Regions from separate parts of the Homo sapiens genome. Here region 1 is linked to region 2. The links are chromatin loops, found by intact Hi-C in ENCODE. Cell type or tissue: thyroid gland. All regions are shown on one strand. Each heading gives the region's core, and the rest is flanking DNA. Links, peaks and the distances in the headings are about the cores only.

Region 1 (8,468 bases), core at 1,388-6,387, 290 kb before region 2:
GGGAGGGCACTAGAGACAGCATTATGGACTTTAGACCTATGAAGACCTGAAGCCCTACTTCGTATCCACACATACCACAGGCTCTGAATGCTGAGTGAAAAATAGCTCAGTGACAGAGAGAGAGAGAGAATGTGAAAAAGAGAGAGAGAGAGAATATGTGTATCTGATTCCATGTGATTTAGGGGTTTTGTCTGGAGACATCCCTGTGCCTCGCTCCCCCTCCCTGGGCGTGGCTGGCCACTCGCATCCCTGGCTCCCTCCTCCCATGTACCACGTTTCCAGTCCTCTTTGCTGAGGATAACACTGCACAAAGACAAATGGTGAAGCCTCTTTTTTCTCCAACTGAAGTAACACCCAGGCGATGAGAGCAGCACATCTTAATTCCCAACAAGTTTACTCGAAGAGCCCCTTCCTCCTCTGCTCCCTTGGCTATCCGGCACCTCGATGTCCCTCCCGCCCTTGCAGGGAAGCCTGGGTGTTGCCAGCTCCCTGGTGAGGAAAAGGCAGGTTCTCCTGAGGGAAGGAGCGAAGAGGACATCTGACTTGGGTACCCATGTTCCCTTTGGTTATTTACCTGTCCTGTGGCTGACGCCACCACCCACACCTGGAGATGTCCCCAGAGCACACCGTGGGCGAAGGTGTTTTCCTCTCTTCATTCTCGTGTTTAATACAACCAGATCTTGGAAGCGCTGGGAAGAAGGGCAGGCAGTGAATGGTGTGACAGAGCCAAATCCTCTGACCCCACGCCTTTCCCTGGGCTTGACAGAGTGGGGACAGATAGGGCATCTCCACAGGCAAGGCTGTGGGGATTGATAAGACGGGCACACCCACAACTCCCGAGTCACTGACAACCCTCTGCATCCTGTGAAAGAGTCATTTTCAAGAAGTCAAAAACATGGTTGTAAGGGATGGCCCAAGGGAGTTTTTCAGGGGGATGATGGACCTGTTTTGTATCCTAATTGTGGTAGCAGGTACGCAACTATATATGGGCTAGAATTCATAGAACTGTAAATGAAGAAAACCCTCAACTTTGCCAGATGTTAATTTTTCAAAATTAAATTTTAAAACATGGCTTTCACACAAATATAGAATGAACATGTATCTAAAAAGTATTTAATCAGTGAGAGAACCAGCAGGATGGAAGAGCTGGTTTAAAAAAAAATGTAGGAGACATCAAAATAGTTACAATTACTGAAGGAAAGAATATTAAAGTAATATTGCTAAATCACTTTATATAAAACCTTAGACTTTCTTTCTCTTCTTTTTTTTTTTTTAAGATGGAGTCTTGCTCTGTTGCCCAGGCTGGAGTGCAATGGCGTGATCTCCCCTCACTGCAACCACTGCCTCCCAGGTTCAAGCGATTCTCCCACCTCAGCCTCCTGAGTAGCTGGGATTACAGATGCCCACCACCATGCCCGGCTAATTTTTGTATTGTTAGTAGAGATGTGGGGGTTTCACCATGTTGGCCAGGCTGGTCTCAAACTCCTGACCTCAGGTGATCTGCCCACCTCGGCCTCCCAAAGTGCTGGGATTACAGGCGTGAGCCACTGTGCCCGGACTTAGCCTTTTTTCCCCTTTTCTTTTTTTTTTACAATTTTTTATGGGGCAATATTTCATCCCATAAAATAGAATGAGTGTCCTCCCTGGCCTTTTCACTAAAATGCTTTTATTTGTGTCACTATAAAACAAGTCTGCACCCTATCAGTTTCCTATGCCTTTGTCATAAAGTTGTAAAATAACCTAATGAGTAGTAAATAGCAAGTTAGACAAAGGTCTACACCCCTAGAAAGTCAGGTAATTCCTTGAACAGGCCTGCCAGACAATGCCCAAGGCTGACATGACTCAAAGGACCTGCAGGAATCTCTGCTCCATTTTCAAGTCTTGGACAATTTTCCCTAACAATTTTCCTGTTCCTATTTCCCAGGGGAAAGGAAACAGGAATGTGAGGCCCACAGCTGTGCCCAGGGAGGAAATAGTGAACTGAGCTATCAAAGAAGGGAGAGGCCCAGGGATGTCCTGTGGTCCTAAGGAAGCTAGCTGGTCTGCATCCCAGCAGGACATCAGTGGTTTTGAAAAATATAGGCATTCATAGAAAAGATAGCAGGAAAGAAAACCAGACAGGGCTGTCTGGATCCACAGACCACCCAGATCATCCTCAGACCCACCAGAATCATTCTTGCCCCAGGGTTCCAGACCCATGGCAGGTGGCACAGCCTGGGACCTGGCCTCTCCCTCTAGGTTTCATGAGCACTGTTCCAACTGCCATGACTTCGGGTGAGTCCCTCAGCCTTTCTTTTTCTTTTCTTTTTTTTTTTCTTTTTTTTTTTTTTGGAGATAGAGTATTGCTCTGTCGCCCAAGCTGGAGTGTAGTGGCATGATCTTGGCTCACCACAACCTCCCCCTCCCGGGTTCAAGAGAGTCTCCTGCCTCAGCCTCCTGAGTAGCTGGGATTACAGGCGCACACCACCACACCGGGCTGATGTTTGTATTTTTAGTAGAGATGGGGTTTTGCCATGTTGGCCAGGCAGGTCTTGAACTCCTGACCTCAGGTGATTCACCTGCCTCAGTCTCCCAAAGTGCTGGGATTACAGGCATCAGCCACTGTGCCCAGCCCCTCGACCTTTCTTTTTCAGACATTGGAAATGGGACACGTTAGCCCTATCTGCTCAGAGGGGAACTCCAAAGCGAGCCCAGAGCAGATGTGGGAGTGGATTCGGCCTCCTCCGGACCCCTCCAGCTGGGTGGAAGGGGTCTTGCCAGCCAGTTCCCCCAGGACAGCATCTGAGTGCAGGTGGACCCTGGTGACTGGCCCCATGACAGCCAAGGCTCCGGAAACCACAGCATGTCTGCAGCTGCAGGGTCTTCTTTTGTGGGAAGGGGAAAAGCAAAGCCGCCCTGAGGGAATGCTAAACATGTGCTCAGCAGAGAGGCTCCGGGCTGGGAGAGGAAGGTGAGGCGGGAGCCTGTAAACAAAAGGCCACAGCCCTGAGAAATCCAGGAGGAGCTGGTAGGAGGCGGGGCGCGAACGGCCCTGGCTGCAGCCTGTGCCAGACCAGCCAGGCGCCCTGTTTACAGTGCTGGTCACACTGGGGCAACCAGAACCAGGGCTTGCTGAATTCTTCACCTCCTAGGTGACTGAACGGAGCTGGGAGGAGTCAATTCAGTCCCCTTGGCCTTCGTGCCAGCTGGCCTCTCCCGAGGTTAATAATTCAGGCCTCTCCAGCCAGTGGGCCCAGGGCCTGCGTCAGGGCTGTGAACTGTGGTTTCTGTTTCCCTGGCTGCCTCCCCACAGTGCTAGGCCGACAGTGCTGCCAACCAGAAGACCCTCCTCAGCCACCCACCAGTGGGGGCATCCTGCCTGACCTTCAGCCTGCCCCAGCCTGCTTCCCACGCCCACAGGGAGGGCAGGTATCGTGCAGCTCCTCTGGTTACTGTTCTCTGGCAGCCGTCCAATCCCTGCCCTGGGTTGCTGGATTCACACCTCACCGGGCACACTTCAAGGAAGGGAAGCTCTCATTGCCCTCCCTCCTCCATGCCCTTCTCATGCTTCACTCCCAATCCTGTGCCCCAGGTGCCTCTACTCCCAGACCCGGACTCACTGGTATGTGGGGGACCAGCACGGCAGAGGGCAGGAATACAACTGCTCCCCTTTCTCCAGACCCCTAACTCTGTTCACAATTGTCAAGAAAGCCCCAGACCACTGACGTGATGGTATGGGTAGGAACCGGGGTGACAGCTCTGTGGCCTGAGTGTCTGGGCAGGGCAGAGAAGCATCCTGGGAGACCTCATTCCCCCTGGGTGGGTTCCTGGCATTCCCGTCACGGGCTTGAGCCAGAAAAAGTGACCATTGAAAGAGCCTCCACCTCAGACACTGGCTAGGGCAGAGGGTCAGTTCAGCAACCTGCCGTCCCTGGGTTGTGGGCTTCCCCCAGTACACCAGCTGCGGAAAAGCAGAGTCTGAACAAAACAAGAGAGGGTCCCTGATGGTGGAACTTCTCACGGGGAGCTGGAACTTCTCACGGGGAGCTGAACCCGGGAGGGGGAGATTGTGGTGAGCCGAGATCATGCCGCTACACTCCAGCCTGGGCGACAGAGCAATACTCTATCTCAAAAAAAAAAAAAAAGAAAGAAAAAGAAAGGCCGAGGGACTCACCCGAAGTCATGGCGGTGGGAATAGTGCCCATGAAACCTAGAGGGAGAGGCCAGGTCCCAGGCTGTGCCACCTGCCATGGGTCTGGAACCCTGGGGCAAGAATGAATCTGGTGGGTCTGAGGATGATCTGGGTGGTCTGTGGATCCAGACAGCCCTGTCTGGTTTTCTTTCCTGCTATCTTTTCTATGAATGCCTATATTTTTCAAAACCACTGATGTCCTGCTAGGATGCAGACCAGCTAGCTTCTTACGGGGCTGCTGCTGTGGTGGGGCTCACACGGAGGAGGCAAGAAGCCTTCTGCCTTGACAAATGTAATCGCCAGGTAGCAGGGACTCTGGCAGGTGGCAGGCAGCTCAGGGCCTTCAGAGAAATGAGGAGAGCCCTGGACAACAGCCAGGAGAAATCTGGGAATATAGAGGAGACAGCAGTCCTTAAAGGACCCCAGATTAGGCAACTTTCAGTTTCAAAGTGACAGAAAGTTTCTCTACCTCTTCAGTGGGAAGAGCCTAGAGGACTGCTTTGCTGACTTTGGCACTCAGACAGAACCTCCTGGATAAGAGGCAGGGAAAATACCTCTTACATAACCTCAACTTTTCGAAAGCCAGGGCATGCCACTGATACATAACGAGATCGCTTTGATCTGAGAGTGCTCCAGAGCTAGTCTTCTTTTCACTAGGGATGAATGAAAAACACACTGTTTTTCCTCTGCTCTCACACCACAACCATCAGCCCAGAAAACCTGGGTGATCAGATGTGTGGGGATTTCTCTCTACCAATAAGCAGGCAAGCAAGCAATTCCACAGCAGATGCCAGCTGTTCAATCACGATTTACCTGGAGATAGTGTCAGATCCCACAGGTTGAGGGTTCATCCTCACAAGACTGCCCCCCAACTTCCAATGTCAATCACAAGCCCCATTATTTTAATCACCTGACAGGTTCGTCCCACCCACTGCACAGACAAAACCAATTCACTAAGACCGTGGTACTGCAGTAAAGAAATAGTTTAATTAATGCAAGGCCAGACACATGAAACAACTGGTGTTATCACTCTAATCAGTCTCCCTGAGGGCTTGGAGGCTAGGGTTTGTCAAGGATAGTTTGGTGGCCAGAGAACTAGAGAATGGGTGCTGCTGATTGTTTGGGGATGCAATCATAGGGGCGTGGAAAACAGTTCTCGTGCCCTCAGTCGGCTCCTGGGTCAGGGACCGCAGGACTAGTTAAGTCATGAGTTATAAGTCTCAGTGGGGTCAGTTGGTTTCCAGAATACAAAAGTCTGAAAAAGATCTCAAAAGACAAATCTTAGGTTCTACTATAGGAGCAACTGAGGAAGTTGCAAACCTTCTGACCTCTGGCCACATGACTCCTGAGCAGCAAAGAATTGTAGAAACTATGCCTATATTTTAGCAGAATTCAGTCCTTTCCCACAATCCTAATTAGTCTTGCAAAGGCAGTTTTAGTCCCCAAACAGGGAGGGGATATGTTTTAGGAAGGGACTGTTATCATCTTTGCTTCCAAATTCAACTATAAACTAACTTCCTCCCATGGTTAGCTCAGCCTGTGCCCAGGAATGAGTGAAGACAGCCAGCCTGTGAGGCCAGAAGCAAGATGGAGTCAGCCATGTTAGATTTCTCTCATTATCACCATCTTTGCAAAGGTGGTTTCATTATTTTGTCTGTGCTTCTTGCCAACTGGCTATTGATCCAGGTTCCCATGCCCCCCTCCTTGGGTTCAATTAATTTGCTAGAGTGGCTCACAGAACTCAAGGAAACACATTTACCGTTTTTTTTTTTATAAAGCTTATTACAAAGGAAATGAAGAGATACATAAGTTGAGGTATGGAGTCTGGAGCTTCCGTGCCCTCTCAGTATTTGCCACCCTCCCAGAACCTCCTCATGCTCAGCTGTCCAGAAGCTCTCTGAACCAGAACTTTTCGGGTTATTATGGAGGCAGGCATGATTAAGCCATTGGCCTTTGGTGCTTAACCCAAACTTTAGCCCCCTCTCCTCCAAATGAAGAGATGCATAAGATAAGGAATTGCAGGGAGAGCTGAAAGTTCCATCCCTCTAATCCTGCCTTGGTCTTTTTGGTGACCAGCTCACATCCTGAAGTTAGGTAGGGGCTGCCAGCCATGGATCAACTCATTAGCAAACAAAAAGACTTTGGAGTTCCCAAGGATTTTAGGAGTATGCTAGGAGACCGGAATAAGACTCTCTCTCTCTCTCTCTCTCTCTCTCTATATATATATATATATATATATATGTGTGTGTGTGTGTGTGTGTGTGTGTGTGTGTGTGTGTGTATATATATATAATTTTTTTTAGATGGAGTCTTGCTCTGTCACCCAGGCTGGAGTGCAGTGGCACAATCTCAGCTCACTGCAACCTCCGCCTCCCGGGTTCAAGCGATTCTCCTGCCTCAGCCTCCCAAGTAGCTGGGACTACAGGCACCCACCACCATGCCTGGCTAATTTTTGTATTTTTAGTAGAGATGGGGGGGTTCACCATGTTGGCCAGGCTGGTCTCAAACTCCTGGCCTCAAGTGATCCACCTGCCTCAGCCTCCCAAAGTCCTGGGATTACAGGCATGAGCCACCACGCCCGGCCCAAATATATATTTTACAATATTATACTAGGCCTCTTCTCTTCACTAGCAAGTCTCCTCCACCCTGAGCATCTGGGAACCAGGTCTGCGCTGGTCCTTCATACTCCCCACCACAGCCTCCTGAGGTGGGAATTAGCACCCTGGGACAACTGGAACTCCAAGATTAAGTAAACCTAAACCATTTGTCTCCACCTTGTCTTTCTGCCAATGATCTTTTGGACTCACATGTAGGTCATCCCATGTCCCTGTTAAAAGTAATTTTGAAGCCAATCACAAAAGGCCACATATAGCATGATTCCATGTGTATGAAATGTCCAAAATAGGCAAATCGATAGAGACAAAAAGTAGGTGAGTTGTTGCCTATAGCTGGGGGGTGGTTGAGGGATGGGTGACTAAAGGGTACAGGGTTTCTTTTTGAAGTGATGAAAATGTTCTAAAATTGATTATGAAGATGAACAGGCAACCTTTGTGACTGTACTAAAAAACACTGAATTGTGTACTTTAGATGGGTGAATTGTAAATTATATGTCAATAAAGCTGTTAGAAGAAAAACCAATGATTTTTGCAGATTTTGACCCACAAGATGATCTGCCATTTGCTATATTACATGTGGATATATATGATGTCTCTGTGTCCACTCAGTTGGAAAAGGCCTCCGAGGCCCATTTGGGATCTCACCTGCCTACTCCAGCTGTGAGCATGGAAGGGAAATGAGCTATTTGGGTTGTCAAGAATGTGACAGGAAGGGATCAGCAGAGGCTCTAGGTGGAGGCAGGATGAAAACGTGGAAGCCTTGCACCACACGTTGCACCACAGCCCAGACTCAGGCTCCCAGAGCTCTAGGCTCTCACTGGGCTGGTGGTGAAATGGTGGTGCTGTGAGGTCTCCATTTCCATTGAGAAGTCAATAGAAGATCTCTCAAAGCTGTACCTCCTCCTCTCTCGGGAGGGTTCCAGGGCCCCTGGACAGTCTCCCTAGACATAAGTGTGCCTTAAGATATTTGTGCCCTTTGCTATGTGGGCCTGGGATGGCCACAGCTCTTGGGCTGGTAAGCTCAGGCCTCTAGCAACCTATCCAGGGCTTCGAATTTCCTACAGTGAGCCATGTAATGCTGAGAGGTGAAAATGGTTGGCTGACATGGTTGCTTTGCCCAGTGGTTTTCAAAGGGTGGTCCCAGGACCAGCAATATCAGCATCACTTGGGAACTCTTCAGGAATACAAATGCTCAGGCCATCCCAGACCTATTGAATTGGAAACTCCACAGGTAGGACCCAGGAATCTGTGTTTTAACAAGCCATCCAGGGGAGTCTGATGGACATGAAAGTTTGAGAATCATGATATAGATCCTGAGGTCCCTGAAGCAGAGGGACACATGCTGGTTCTGGATTGCATCCCCAGCACTAGCGACGTCTGCTATAAGAGGCGGTCATGAAGATTTTGTTGAATAAGTGAATGAACGCATGGTTTAGCTTATTTGTGATGGACTGCTTCTCTCTAACCAGCTGCCAACGAGAATATTTGCAAGCTGATAAAAAGAGAAGGGTGTGAGTATATCTGATCGTTCACTCCAGCTTCTTGTTGGCTCTGTTTGATCTCTGAATTATTAAGCAGGACTCATGGCCCATTTCACGTTTTCTTTTTAGAGATGAGGCCCTGGCTCTTTGACAATTTTTTTTTTCTAACCTCCAGAAACAAAAGCACTTTCCATTTGATTT
Region 2 (5,000 bases), core at 1-5,000:
TGTTAGGTGAATAAATATAAAACATTTCTAAAGACATATGCCAGATTCCTACAGTCCTCATGGCTCAGATCTCACAGTGATTTATGGCCAAATATGACAGGATTTCAGTCTCATAAGCAAAGCACTTGATGTTCATCTTTTGGATATAAAATATTCACCTTAAAGCTTTCTGCATGTTTTTACAATTGAATCATGTTTTATTTTTGCAAAATTTTTACTTCTGTTGGAAAAAACATTCACTACAAGCAAAGTAATTGGGTCAGTAGTTCCTACTCATTTTCTCTAGCTTTGCAGATTTCCATTAAGGTATAATGCCTTCTATTACTCTGGCTTCCTCATATCTCAAAGGATATCGCAATATATACTGTGATTTAGAAAACAAGGTTATGTATGTACTTGGCTTCCAATTTTCTTTTTTTTTTTAATTATTATTATACTTTAAGTTTTAGGGTACATGTGCACAATGTGTAGGTTAGTTACATATATATACACGTGCCATGCTGGTGTGCTGCACCCATTATCTTGTCATTTAGCATTAGGTATATCTCCTAATGCTATCCCTCCCCCCCTCCCCCCACCCCACAACAGTCCCCAGAGTATGATGTTCCCCTTCCTGTGTCCATGTGTTCTCATTGTTCAATTCCCACCTATGAGTGAGAACATGCGGTGTTTGGTTTTTTGTCCTTGCGATAGTTTACTGAGAATGATGATTTCCAATTTCATCCATGTCCCTACAAAGGACATGAACTCATCATTTTTTATGGCTGCATAGTATTCCGTGGTGTGTATGTGCCACATTTTCTTAATCCAGTCTATCATTGTTGGACATTTGGGTTGGTTCCAAGTCTTTGCTATTGTGAATAGTGCCGCAGTAAACATACGTGTGCATGTGTCTTTATAGCAGCATGATTTATAGTCCTTTGGGTATATACCCAGTAATGGGATGGCTGGGTCAAATGGTATTTCTAGTTCTAGATCCCTGAGGAATCGCCACACTGACTTCCACAATGGTTGAACTAGTTTACAGTCCCACCAACGGTGTAAAAGTGTTCCTATTTCTCCACATCCTCTCCAGCACCTGTTGTTTCCTGACTTTTTAATGATTGCCATTCTAACTGGTGTGAGATGGTATCTCATTGTGGTTTTGATTTGCATTTCTCTGGATGGCCAGTGATGATGAGCATTTTTTCATGTGTCTTTTGGCTACATAAATGTCTTCTTTTGAGAAGTGTCTGTTCATATCCTTTGCCCACTTTTTGATGGGGTTGTTTTTTTCTTGTAAATTTGTTTGAGTTCATTGTAGATTCTGGATATTAGCCCTTTGGCTTCCAATTTTCAAATGTTACTTTTTAGACCAAAGAAAAGTAATACAGACAAACTGAACAGGAGAGAGAAATTTAAATAGGGAGTGAGGGAAATGAAAGAAACCCACCTTCACTAGTTCCTGAATAAACAATCTCAAGCACTCTACAAATTACATCAAGTACAAGCAATATGCCAACATATATTGAATTCTTGTTGTAAAAATATGATACCAAGTTCTATTAACACATCAAATCCAATTATTTTGGCTACCTTTAACACAGTGGTTCTCAACCCTGGATACTGAAATCATCTGGGCAGCTTTAAAGAATAACGATACCTATGTTCCATCCCCACAGATTCTTATGTAATTGGCTGGGGGTAAGGTCTGAGCATCAACATGTTTAAAGCTCTGAATGTGATTCTTATGTGTGACCATGGTTGAGAACTACTGCTTTAAAATGATATAAACTGAAGACAGTACTTTAGTTGCCCTGGGGTACACAGATAGACATAAACACACACACCAGAGTTCAACAAAAACCTGGTCACCCTTCTTGGAAGCAACTTCTTGATATCCTAGGATCGTTAATTCTCTCACAAGCTCATCCAATGTCAGCAGTGTGAAAACAACTTTGATGTGGGTGCCTATAGGTGTTCTAAAAATTGGGTACTTGATTTAGTAGAGTATTTCATAAATAACACTAACCTAGAAGCTGGCATAAGTACTAACCAAGGATCCAGTTCTCACAAAAACATTTCCTGTAGGATGTGGGCTATATATTTTACTGCCAGTCTAGGTTCTATTATTGTTTACTTTATTCTTTACAACTTTTCTTGACTTCATATATTTGTATTAAAAAGGATTTTATAGGCCGGGCGCGGTGGCTCAAGCCTGTAATCCCAGCACTTTGGGAGGCCGAGGTGGGTGGATCACGAGGTCAGGAGTTCAAGACCAGCCTGGCCAAGATGGTGAAACCCCCATCTCTACTAAAAATACAAAAAATAAGCCAGGCACAGTGGCAGGCACCTGTAATCCCAGCTACTCGGGGAGGCTGAGGCAAGAGAACCACTTGAACTCGGAGGGTGGAGGCTGCAGTGAGCCGAGATTGTGCCACTGCACTCCAGCCTGGGTGACAGAGTGAGACTCCATCTCAAAAAACAAATAAAAAGGATTTTATGGGCTAAAGTGCAATATCAATCATTTTCATTGTGACTATTTCTTTACTACTTTGAAGTATGTGATGTACAATAAACTGTAAATAATAAAGTGTACAATTTTATAAGTTTTGACATATGTATACAATCATTGTCACACTTTTTTTCTTTTTCTTTTTCTTTTTTTCTGAGACACAGTCTCACTCTGTCACCAAGGCTAAAGTGAAGTGATCCGATCTTGGCTTGCTGCAACCTCCGCCTTCCGGGCTCAAGTGATTTTTGTGCCTCAGCCTCCTGAGTAGCTGGAACTACAGACACACACCACCACACACGGCTAATTTTTGTATTTTTAGTAGAGACAGGGTTTCACCATGTTGGCCAGGCTGGTCTCAAACTCCTGACCTCAAGTGATCTGCCTGCCTCAGCTTCCCAAAGTACTGAGATTACAGAAGCGAGCAACCTGTAACCTAGAAACCTATGATAGTATTAACGAAATAATATCATAGCTTTCTAGGAGTCTTAAAACAGATTATGTTTTCATATTCCTGACCAAATGTTAAATATAGACAAAATGAAATAAGCACTGCTGGCAGGATGAAAACTAAATAGCCGATATAAATAGCTGGTAAAACTTAGATATCCAAGTGTACTTATTAAACTTTTCTAATCTGTTGGGTGTGTGTGTGTGTGTGTGTGTGTGTGTGTGTGTGTAAAAATATCTGTCACATAACGTAATGGTTAAGAGAACAGACAAGTTTTTTTTGTTTTTTTTTTTTGAGACGGAGTCTCACTCTGTCGCCCAGGCTGGAGTGCGGTGGCACAATCTCGGCTCACTGCAAGCTCCACCTCCTGGGTTCACACCATTCTCCTGCCTCAGACTCCCCAGTAGCTGGGATTACAGGCGCCCGCCACCACGCCCGGCTAATTTTTTTGTGTTTTTAGTAGAGACGGGTTTCACTGTGTTAGCCAGGATGGTCTCGATCTCCTGATCTCGTGATCCACCTGCCTTGGCCTCCCAAAGTGTTGAGATTACAGGCATGAGCCACCACACCCGGCCTGTTTTGTTTTGTTTTGTTTTTTTTTTTTGAGACAGCGCCTCACTGTTGCCCAGACTGGAGTGCAGTGGCACCATCTCGGCTGACAGCAACCTCTGCCTCCCAGGTTCAAGTGATTCTCCTGCCTCAGCCTCCCAAGTAGCTAGGATTACAGGTGCCTGCCACCATGCCCAGCTAATTTTTGTATTTTTAGTAGAGATGGGGTTTCCCCATGTTGGCCAGGCTGGTCTTGATCTCCTGACCTCAGATGATACACCTGCCTCAGCCTCCCAAAGTGCTGGGATTACAGGCGTGAGCCACTGTGCCCAGCAAGAGAACTGACTTTAGGATCAGACAAACTAGTCAACAAGTACAAGTAGCACTACTTTATAATAACTGAATAAAAGGTATTCCATATTTAAATTTTTTTTTTGCAACAGGGTCTCCCACCCAGCCTGGAGTACAGTGATGTGATCCCTGCTCACTGCAACCTCCACCTCCCAGGATGAAGCAATTCTCCTGCCTCAGCCTCCTGAGTAACTGGGATTACAGGTGCCCGCCACCATGCCCGGCAATTTGTTGTTGTTGTTGTTTTGTTTTGTTTTTGTATTTTTAGTAGAAGAGATGGGGCTTTACCATGTTGGCCAGGTTGGTCTTGAACTCCTGACCTCAAGTGATCCACCTGCCTTGGCCTTCCAAAGTGCTGGGATTACAGAGATGAGCCACTGCGCCTGGCCAAAAATTTTTAATGAATTATCTTTTTTTTTTTTTTTTTTTTTTTTTTTTTTTTTCTGGTGGAATCTCGCTCTTGTCACCCAGGCTGGAGTGCAGTGGCTCAATCTCGGCTCACTGCAACCTCCACCTCCCGGATTCAAGCGATTCTCCTGCCTCAGCCTCCCAAGTAGCTGGGATTATAGGCGCCTGCCACCATGCCTGACTAATTTTTGTGTTTTTAGTAGAGACAAGGTTTCACCATGTTGGCCAGGCTGGTCTCAAAGTCCTGACCTCAGGTGATCCACCCACCCTGGCCTCCCAAAGTGTTGGGATTACAGGTGTGAGCCACTGTGCTCAGGCTGAATTATCTTTTATTATTTAAAAAAAATTTTTTTCTTGAGACAGAGTTTCGCTCTTATTGCCCAGGCTGGAGTGCAATGGCATGATCTCGGCTCACTGCAACCTCCACCTCCCAGGTTCAAGCGATTCTCGTGCCTCAGCCTCCCAAGTAGCTAGGATTACAGGCATGTGCCACCATGCCCAGCTAATTTTGTATTTTTAGCAGAGGCGGGGTTTCTGGTCTCTGTTGGTCAGGTTGGCCTCGAACTCCTGACCTCAGGTGATCCGCCCACCTCAGCCTCCCAAAGTGCTGGGGTTACAGGCATAAACTGGGATTACAGGCATGAGCCACTGTGCCAGGCCCTGAATTATCTTTTAAATTAAAATTAAAGTCAGTACAGAACTGCAAACACTGAAAAATCTAAAGAAACTATAAAAGAAAATATGTAAGAA

What was found. Peaks named below come from ENCODE experiments on the same cell type or tissue, not always from the same donor. Only the 100,000 strongest peaks of a DNase experiment are listed, where the experiment ranks them.
Region 1: it touches region 2 in a loop (5-fold over the local background); 10 of 110 quality-filtered maps call a loop at or near these places.

Annotation. Positions count from the first base shown.
Region 1 is chr2:62,288,553-62,297,020 of GRCh38, reverse strand. No RefSeq gene overlaps it. Among named protein-coding and RNA genes, the nearest start is that of MIR5192, 87 kb to the right of the region's middle. RefSeq lists an enhancer at 1-437. In thyroid gland, for the core only: no CTCF peak of the experiment used is centred there; DNase peaks (open chromatin) are centred at 3,100, 3,450 and 4,670; H3K4me3 peaks cover 559 bases; H3K27ac peaks cover 3,435 bases.
Region 2 is chr2:62,001,777-62,006,776 of GRCh38, reverse strand. All of the region lies in intron 2 of COMMD1 (copper metabolism domain containing 1), which reads right to left. Among named protein-coding and RNA genes, the nearest start is that of COMMD1, 99 kb to the right of the region's middle. In thyroid gland, for the core only: no CTCF peak of the experiment used is centred there; a DNase peak (open chromatin) is centred at 2,746; H3K27ac peaks cover 2,218 bases.